Regions from separate parts of the Homo sapiens genome. Here region 2 is linked to region 1. A link is a contact called in ENCODE Hi-C or POLR2A ChIA-PET data. All regions are on one chromosome and are shown on one strand. The core of a region is the stretch at or near the end of the contact, and the rest is flanking DNA. Distances in the headings are between cores, read along the strand shown. Region 1 has its middle 28 kb from the start of LINC00910. Region 2 holds the start of HEXIM1 (HEXIM P-TEFb complex subunit 1).

Region 1 (3,050 bases), core at 551-3,050:
TGCAGCTATACAAAATATGTAATTGCCGGGCGCGGTGGCTCAAGCCTGTAATCCCAGCACTTTGGGAGGCCCAGGCGGGGGATCATGAGGTCAGGAGATCGAGACCATCCTGACTAACACGGTGAAACCCCGTCTCTACTAAAAAATACAAAAAATTAGCTGGGCGTAGTGGGGGCGCCTGTAGTCCCAGCTCCTCGGGAGGCTGAGGCAGGAGAATGGCGTGAACCCGGGAGGCGGAGCTTGCAGTGAGCCGAGATCGCGCCACCGCACTCCAGCCTGGGCGGCAGAGCGAGACTCCCTCTCAAAAAAAAGAAAAAAAAAATGTAATTAGACGTCTGTAACACATGTAATAAAGCAAGTACAGCAAGATGACTTTAGGTGATGGGCATACGGGTGTTCACCAAACAATTCTTTCAACGTATGTGTGAAAAAAAGTTTAAAGTAATGTTGGATGCCAGCTAGGTCAGGACGAGATGGGGAGGGGGAGGGGGAAGGGAGGGGGAGGGGATGCGGAGGGGAAGGGAGGCGGAGGGAGAGGGGAGGGGAAGGGGAGGGGGAGGAGGAGGAAAGAAGAGCCTCCTAGAGCTCTTCGTGTCTTTTCCGTTGTGGGTTTTTCCTCCTGAAGGGCAATGAAGCCGAAGGAGCTTTCCCAAGATTCCAGTGATTTACAGGCGCTTTTCTGTTCAGTGGTTGGCAGGCAGGGCACGGCGGGGCATGCAAATTTAAAATGGCTGCTTCTCTCGGGAGTTATGGGAGCAAAAAAGGAAAGTGAATATCCTCCAAAATAGTAACAATATTACTTACGCAGGTGTTCAGATTTGGATAAAGATACACAATCTCAACGTAGGAGAGAGAGTTATTCAGGGTGCTATCTGTCACCCTGAGGTTAGGATGTGTGGGAGAAGGAGTACAGTGGCCGATCGTTAACATTTTCGTTTTGAAAACGGTGTTGATACAGTGGAAGGCTTGTGGTGTTGCTGGCCCTTGATCGCTGGAAGGATTCCGAGGTGTAGTTTTCGAAGCGGGAGTTTTGTTCGCATTGGGCGCTTAGCGTCTGTTACTGTCGCTAACGGGAGATTGTCAACGTGTTTGCATTGGGCCATTTGCATCAGTTGGGACCGTTGTTACTGACCTCCTAGGTTGTGTGTTGCGTTTACACGCTTAAATCCGGGTTTCACGGTCTCTTAGTACTCGCGTATTTAAGCTCATCGCGCGTACCTTACTTCTACGCGTTCACGTCGGTTCGTCCGGGCCTATCAGCGCCGCTGCTTTTAAATTGGCCGTGTGCGCTTTACGTTTGCACCTTTACGTCGGATCACTGGGGTCCATCAGCGCCGTAGTTTTTGAGCTGGCCGGGCGTGCTTTCGAGCGCTTAGTTGCTTTCGGTTTCACTTGGTTGCGGCGTGACGATCATTGAGTTAAAGGTTACTGCACTCACTTCAGTCGCCATCGGTCTCCGTAATCTGACTGCCCTTTGCTATTACTTGCTTCACTCACATACGATATGCGGACGGTCCTATTTAAGTTGAGCGCCCATACTTCACTATCCCAAGTGGGACTGCTTTTTCATTTACGTGTCTCTATCCGAGGCAGTATAAACATCTTTCCATTCAAGTTTACCGCATGTGTTTCACTATCGAGAGTCGGACTGCTTTTGGATTTACGTGGCTTTGTGGGATGCGGTATGAAGATCGTTGCATTCAAGTTTACCGCCTCTACTTCACTGCAGAATCTGACTGCCGTCAGATCTGTATGACAGATTGTTGCATTCGTTTTCTGCGGGTACGTCACTATCCAGTCTACTTTTTCCATTGACGTGGCTGAGTCATATGTAGTATGACTGTCAGAGACGTTGGAACCTGAAGCGACCCCATTTTGAGTGAGGGCTAGAAAAATGAGGCCGGGACTTACGGGCCTGCATTCTCAGAAGGATATTCCTAGCTTTCAGATACTTACGGTTAAGGGAACAAATTAATGTTTACTGAAGAGACCCGAGTGTCCAGATAGCTGGATATCTGGAGAACAAAGGCGTTCCTAATTTTGCTTTAAAGGTAGTAATAGGGATTCTTGCAAAATGTAATAATTAAAGTTAATTATCACAAACCCTTGTAACAGAACACCTCTCCCCATGTGTACAAGCATTGTACCTAGGGTGGATACGTTCCTTCTCTTAGTTTCAGGAACGCCCTTCTCTGTCTGTGGAGTAGCTGTTCTTTCACCACTTTACTTTCTTAATAAACTTGCTTTTATTTTGCACCGCGGACTTGCCCTGAGTTATTTCTTGCGCGAGACCCAAGAACCCTCTCTTTGGGTCTGGATCGGGGCCCTTTTCCTGTGACGTATTTCTGGCCACCACAGATGGGACTATAGTGCTTTGGGGAAGTGTTGGGGTCCTATAACATATTTCTGGCGAATGATGGAAGGGACGATACTGAAGAAACTCCCCCAACCCAAAGGAAGTAGACTGCAGCACTGCAGTAGTCAGTAGACTGACTTTGGGTAAGTGGTGGAGTGCCCGGGTAAAGAATGGGATTGGGTTAGAGGCCCAACTTAATGGAGTTAGAGTCTTTCCTAAAAGAGAGTGGGTTAGAGGCCCCTCTTAATAAAAGGCAAGGACACTTGACCGACCTCGGGTTAGAGGCCCGACCGAGGAGGGTTAGAGGCCCCTCCCAGTAAAGCCCCTCTCGGCTAAAAAACAGGTTTGACACCGCAGGCTATGCTCTTTGTATTAGTCTGCCTCGTCCTCCTTGTCTTGGTTGCTGTCTCCGTTTCAGTGTCATTTTCAGGAGACTTCATTTAACTGGTCTTAGGGATTTTAACTGATTCTTCTCCTATGTCCCTCCCGATTTCTGTCCGTTTGCTTGTGAAACACTGGGAACCAAAAGCATTGGAGGATCCGGCTCTAAAATTGCTGATTGAGATTTGATATTTAACAGCTATGAGCAGTAAGATTCGATAGATGTGGTTGTGTTTTGTTGCTGCTGTGCTGAGTGTGATTGAGAAGCACTAGGATGGAAATCAGGGGACTTTTCTCCTTGCTGTTTTGTTTG
Region 2 (5,679 bases), core at 866-3,365, 1.8 Mb before region 1:
CACCTTATAGCTCCGTTTAAGGAGGGGATTTGTTAAAAACAAAAATGCATTATAACTTGGTCAAATTACTTTCACATTAAGGAAAAAAACTTCTAAAAAGGAAAACAAGAAAAGCAACTCTTCAGTTTCACATAATTAAAAGAACAGGAGAAAGCACGCAAGCTACATATAGCTAAATTTACGAAACCAAAGCCAGGGGGATTTCTCTTCTGATTATGTGTCATAAAAAGGTCCACTGTCTTATATACACATGTATATAATGTTACATTCCATCACTGTAAAAAGTCCCCTTTGCCCCCTCCCCCAAAAAAGTTTCAGTCTAGTCTCCAAACTTGGAAAGCGGCGCTCGCTCCTGCTGCCGGTGCAGTTCGTTCTCGGTCAGCAGCTGGAGGTTCTCGGCGCGCAGCCGGTCCAGCTCCAGCTCCAGCTCCCGCACACGCGCGTCGTCGCCACCCAGCCGCTTGCTCTCCAGCCGCAGCCGGTTGTTCTCGTCCTCCATGCGCGAGAGGCACTTCTCCAGTTCCAGGTACTCCTTGATGAGCTCCTGCTTGCTCATGTTCTGCAGGCTCTCCGTGTGGTACCGCTCGTACGTCTCCGAGAAGTCCCGCTGCAGAAACTCGCTGCCGTCCCCTCCCATCCCATCGCTGCCCCCATCCTCCTCACCCCCTTCTTCCATGAAGTCGTCATCGCTGGTGTCGTCGGATTTGGCGGCGGCCCGCTTGGAGTACAGGCCGGTTTTGAGATCCGGCTCCTCCTGGTCGTGATCATCCATGAGGAACTGCGTGGTGTTATAGGGCGCGACCGGCTGGCCCTTGGCGAACATCTCGGCTCGGATCCTTGAAGCTCGAAGGCTCTGTTTCTCGTCGAACTTTTTCTTCTCTTCCCAGGTCAGCTTGTAGTACGGTTTCCAATGCCGCTTCTTCTTGGACGGGCGTCTCCTATGTTTTTTCTTCCCCAGCTGTCTCTGCTGCTGTCCCCACTCCTCTTCGCCCCCTGCGGCAGGAGCCCCCAACTTACTGGCCTCGGAGTCATGACAAGGCTGGGCGAGCAGCTCGGCCTCGGGCGTCGGTTCCACTTCTGCCGGCGGCGGGAAGTCGCCGCCAGCGGACGAGTCGTCCCCATTCTGGCCCTTCTCGCCCTCTCTCAGGCAGCTAGATTCTGGACAGGCCTGGGTCTGCAAGGGAGGTGGTTGGGATTCCAGGCTCCCTTCCCCCTCCGGCCCCGGACGGCCACCCAACTGGGGGAACGCTCTCGATTGCCACCTACTGTCCTCCTCGGGCACCCGCTCCTCCGCGCCTGGGGGGCGCTCAGGGTTCAGCTCTTCCTGGACAGCAGCAGCACCTGTACAGTTGCTAGTTTGAGGCTGGTGTTGATATTCTGACAAGAATGGCTCGGCCATGGCTAGTAGAGTCCTCGAAGTTTAAGAAATTTTGGCTAGTAAGTCCTTAAGGAAAAAAATGGGTTTTTCTTAAAAAAAAGAAAAAGAAAAAAAAAACAGTCCAACAGAGTCCTCTTCAGTTTGTAATTCCTGCAGTGACGCCTTTAGCTAGTCCTTCTATCAGCAAACTCCAACTGCAATCTGGGGAGCTCAAGTCAGTAAAGGGTTAAGCGCCCACAGTGCGGCCAGCTAGCGGGTCCAAGGGGGTGCAGCGGCAGGAACAGTACGTAATGGGCGGAGGTGGGCCTCAAACCTCCAAGCGGAGCACCCCAATAAAGGAGTTGGTGAGCAAGGTGATGAGGGTAAGTCCAGTGCGTGAAACCCAGCCCCGAAGGGGTTAAAACTACCGATGACGCTGCCTCCGAGGGGCCAGATCCACAAAGGGTTAAATCCCCTGCCGCAGAGCCCACAAGGGGTTAAAGTCCCGGCGCCACCTCCTCCCACTTCCACGGGTGTCGCTTCCACCCAAGCTCCCAGTTCCCTAGGCCCGGCCGTAGCCTCAGCAGAGGACAGACAAACTCATCTCCCCTTTGGCTCGATGCTCTGCTCTGCTCAGTTCTCCTCCGCCTCCTCCTCTTTTCCTCCCTCCCTCCTCCCCCTTCCCACAGCTCCTCTTCCGCGTCCTCCCCCGACTTTCCCTCCCAACCTGCCTCTCCACCTGCCAACTTCCAACTGCTGTCTCCCAGTCCTCTGCGCCCCTTTTATATAGAAGCTTTTTCGCCCCGCCCGTGCGCATGCGTAACGGAGTTCCCTTTGCGGGGCGCCGGGAGTCGTAGTTCTTATCTTTCGGGCCCGCCGCCCTCGCGCGCCGTGCGACGTAGCCAATCCCAGGACGCGTAGGGGGCGTCTCCCTGGCCGCCACCTTCCATCGCTTAGACCTCGCTAAAGAAACGCGAGCGGCCATTGGTGAAAAATCACACGACTCGCTGAGGAAGGACGGCCAATCGCAGAGAAGATGGGGCGGGTTCTGGACCGTACCATTCTGTTTCAGGAATACGAGAAGATTCGATGGCCTATGAGAGTCCTCACAGAATATTTTTATGAAAAGGTGCGTTATAAAGGCTATTATCGTATTTTGTTCTCAGCGGAGGGGTTCCGAAGGTTATGAACCTTTATTAACTAACGCAAGAATGGTTTATTCCTAAAAAGTAGTCCCTAAAATGTAAAAGAATTAAATCCTATAAAGAGAGACGTCGGCCCACGGCTGCTAACTCGCGAGTCTTAAGATTATAGAAATGGCTTCAAGGCGGGTGGTGAGTGCCTGAGACTGACACTTGCGGAAGGATATCGCGAGCACATTTTGTAAAGACCGAAGAGCGCATGAAGAAGTAAACAAATGAAGAATAAAAAGTGCCGCCTTAAAGGGACAGTGTGACTGCGTTTAGCGCCGCAGGCTCGCACTAGGCCTCGGAAGACGAAGAGGCGGGTTCGAGTCCCGGTGACGCGACTCCCGGACTGACCTCGGTACCCTTAGCTGAAGGTGGCGGAGTCCCAGCCCCAGCCTGGTCTCAGAAAGCCGCCCCCGCCCCAGGGGCAAATGCAAACTGGTGATTCGCGACCAAGGCTCTTCCCTGGGCCGAGATCGGAAAGCCGGGGCCGGGGGCGGGCGGGGGAGTGGAGGGGGAAGCGGGGGAAGGCCACGCCCCCACGCCTCAGCTTCTGTCGAAGAAAATGGCCTCCTGGGGCCGATTTGGTCTTTTCACTTCCGACCGAGATCATTTCCTGAGCCGGGACAGAGGAGGTCCGGGACAGCCATGAGGCTGTTTGTTGGGAAGAGTTCGGAATGATTAATGAGTTGAAATCATCAGCCCTGGCTATCCGAGAGGGAAGCAGGTCTCACCCGCAGAGGCCCTTCCTCATCAGTGGGCGCTGGGCAAGACTGGGAGGGAAGCATGGAGGAGGCCTTGCTCCGAAACTTGCTGCAGGGGATTCTGGCGCAGGGCTGGGGGGGCCGATTCCCCCGGGGGCGTAGTTTCTCAGAGAGAAATTCTCTAGACCCAAGCCCCCAGCCCTCCATAAACAGGGACTGAGAGGACCCAGAGAACCCTCCATACCAGTCACTGAGGCCTAAAATCTTGGCGCCCTTTCCACTTCTCCTTCGCCACACACCCAGTGACCCTTTCTTCTTATTGCTTCCTTAATAGCATCCCTGACATTCCAGCACGTTTGCACTGTGTACCTTTTACGCACAGAGCCATGTGACCTCACCACAGCCTGGCAAGTTAGACACGATAGGAATGAGTGTCTCCATTTTACAGATAAGGCATCTCTAAGACACTGGAAAATAAGTGACTTGTCCAAGGTCACATGACAACCATGGGGCAGTTCTGGCTAGAGCGCTGGTCTTTGTGACCCCCCCCGTGCCATTTTTCTTTCTGTCACAAACACAAAACCCATTTTTTCTTAAAATCGGGGAATACTCTGGATTTCGTTCTTTTTATTCCCAACAACTTCAACCTTATTCAGCCCCTATATCACTTGGCAAACAGGAGGGTACAAAGAGGGGTGGGATGCCATTCTTGCCTTCAAGTTGCTCCTGGACTGTGGAGAGGCCATCAGACCACAGCCAGCCTAAATGGCAAGTGAGGGAAATCCTGGTGGGAGCTGATGAGCCGAGTGCATGGGAGCTGGGAATTATGGACAAGTGTCAGGAGCAAGTGACTTCCTGGCTGGCTCTGAAGGATGAAGAGCTTTCAGGCAAAGTGGCACGAAGAGGGGCATTTTAGGAAGCCCAAGCATCATGTGCCAGGAAAGGGCTAGTCTGGGACTTCGGTGGCTCTGGGCAGTGTGAGATATCGGGGGTGGGGGCCAGTGGTGATGGGCATGGCCAATGTAGATGCCTCTAAGGGGAGCCGCAAGCACGCGGGCCTCTGGGCACAGCTATATGTTCTGAAAATGAACACCTTCATTTGTTTTCTCTGGGCTTCCAAGAATTCGGGTCCACCTGAAAAGTTCGCCACTCCGTGTGGCTTCATCCCTTAGGAGGCTTCCTGAGAGCAAGAACTGCCCCTCAGAGCACTCCTGGAGGAAAAAGGGATTTTGCAGATAACTTGGTTATCACAGAGAGTTATCACAGAGACCTCCAAATTGTTACCCCATCTTCAGACTCCAGAGGATTCTGGGGTACCCCCAGTCAGGGCATTTGGAAGGCACTGCTGAGCCTAGCCTCAGTGTCCTGGACTGGGCTCCACTGTATGGTCTCGTGTTCTATTGGGGGAGAGGTGGACTGACGAATAGGTTGTGGAATTCTAGAATTCTGTCAAGGGGCCAGGCAACCTTACTGTTAGCTGGGTTCTAACCCTTTGCCAGGCATTTAACATGCCCCATCACTGGTAAACCCCAGGACTGCCTTATGAAAAAGAGATCAACTCTATTTCACAAAAGAGGCCACCCAAGGCCAGAGCAGTTAAGAATCTTCCCCAAGGGGGCCGGGCGCGGTGGCTCACGCCTGTAATCCTAGCACTTTGGGAGGCCGAGGTGGGCGGATCACGAGGTCAGGAGATCGAGACCATCCTGGCTAACATGGTGAAACCCCATCTCTACTAAAAATACAAAAAATTAGCCGGGCGTGGTGGCCCCCGCCTGTAGTCCCAGCTACTTCCGGGAGGCTGAGGCAGGAGAATCGCTTGAATCTGGGAGGCGGAGGTTGCAATGAGCCGAGATCGCGCCACTGCACTCCAGCCTGACAACAAAGCGAGACTCGGTCTCAAAAAAAAAAAAAAAAAAAAAATATCTTACCCAAGTTCCACAGCTACTGTGCAAGTGGTGGAGCTGGCTTCAGCTCCAGGCCTGCATCCCCCACCAAGGTGGCCCTGCTGTTGTCTGTCCTGCTTGCTGCAGTCCAGCCTTATCACAGGGGCTATTCAGCCTGTGCTTGTGACCCTGGGCTGAGCCGTGCAGGTGCAGAGCGCACCGTCTAGCCTCAGGGATGCCTTCCCGGCTTTGAGAGGACTGACGACTAAAGAGTGACTGTGGCTTCCAGTGGGGCCAATGATGGCGAAGCCTGGGACGGTGGTCGAGACTAGAGGCTGACAGGGAACTCAGGAGTTTAAGGATCTCAGCCAGGGGCCTTCAGAACTGCCTCTTCCTTACCCAGGGGTAGGAAGGTCCTAGGGCCCAGGTGGTGGCAGCGGCGGGGGACTGCGGTAGAGACCCTGGCCAGTGGACTTGGAGGCGCTGGCACCAGGCGGCCCTCAGAGCGGCCAGTTTCGCCACTGAATACAGGCCGGACCGAGGCTTGA

The links. A loop is a pair of places that touch in the nucleus more often than their neighbours do. ChIA-PET counts read pairs that join two places held with the same protein, here RNA polymerase II (POLR2A). Pooled maps may share reads with other maps.
Region 2: a pooled map shows a loop between it and region 1 (16-fold over the local background). The contact joins the promoter of HEXIM1 here to the enhancer-like site in region 1. A Hi-C loop is called at or near these places in 4 of 37 single-sample maps with no recorded cell type and 8 of 50 pooled maps. POLR2A ChIA-PET finds 5 or more read pairs at or near these places in 3 of 52 experiments (B cell, T-cell and activated CD4-positive, alpha-beta T cell).

What each region holds. Positions count from the first base shown.
Region 1 is chr17:43,359,246-43,362,295 of GRCh38, reverse strand. No RefSeq gene overlaps it. Among named protein-coding and RNA genes, the nearest start is that of LINC00910, 28 kb to the left of the region's middle. RefSeq lists silencers at 473-572, 1,023-1,082 and enhancers at 1,333-1,512, 1,558-2,253. Within about 2 kb of position 1,800, at least 38 of the 41 ENCODE cell types and tissues checked have a DNase peak (open chromatin) inside an H3K27ac peak, as active enhancers do; they include B cell, where a contact is called at or near this core.
Region 2 is chr17:45,144,911-45,150,589 of GRCh38, reverse strand. It overlaps HEXIM1 (HEXIM P-TEFb complex subunit 1), which reads right to left and starts at 2,115. Exons shown (of 1, transcript NM_006460.3): 1 at 1-2,115. The coding sequence starts at 1,399. The coding sequence ends at 320. It overlaps HEXIM2-AS1 (HEXIM2 antisense RNA 1), which reads left to right. Exons shown (of 3, transcript NR_186789.1): 3 at 1-928. RefSeq lists enhancers at 457-1,012, 1,417-1,526, 1,577-1,626, 1,677-1,726, 2,130-3,012 and 2 more.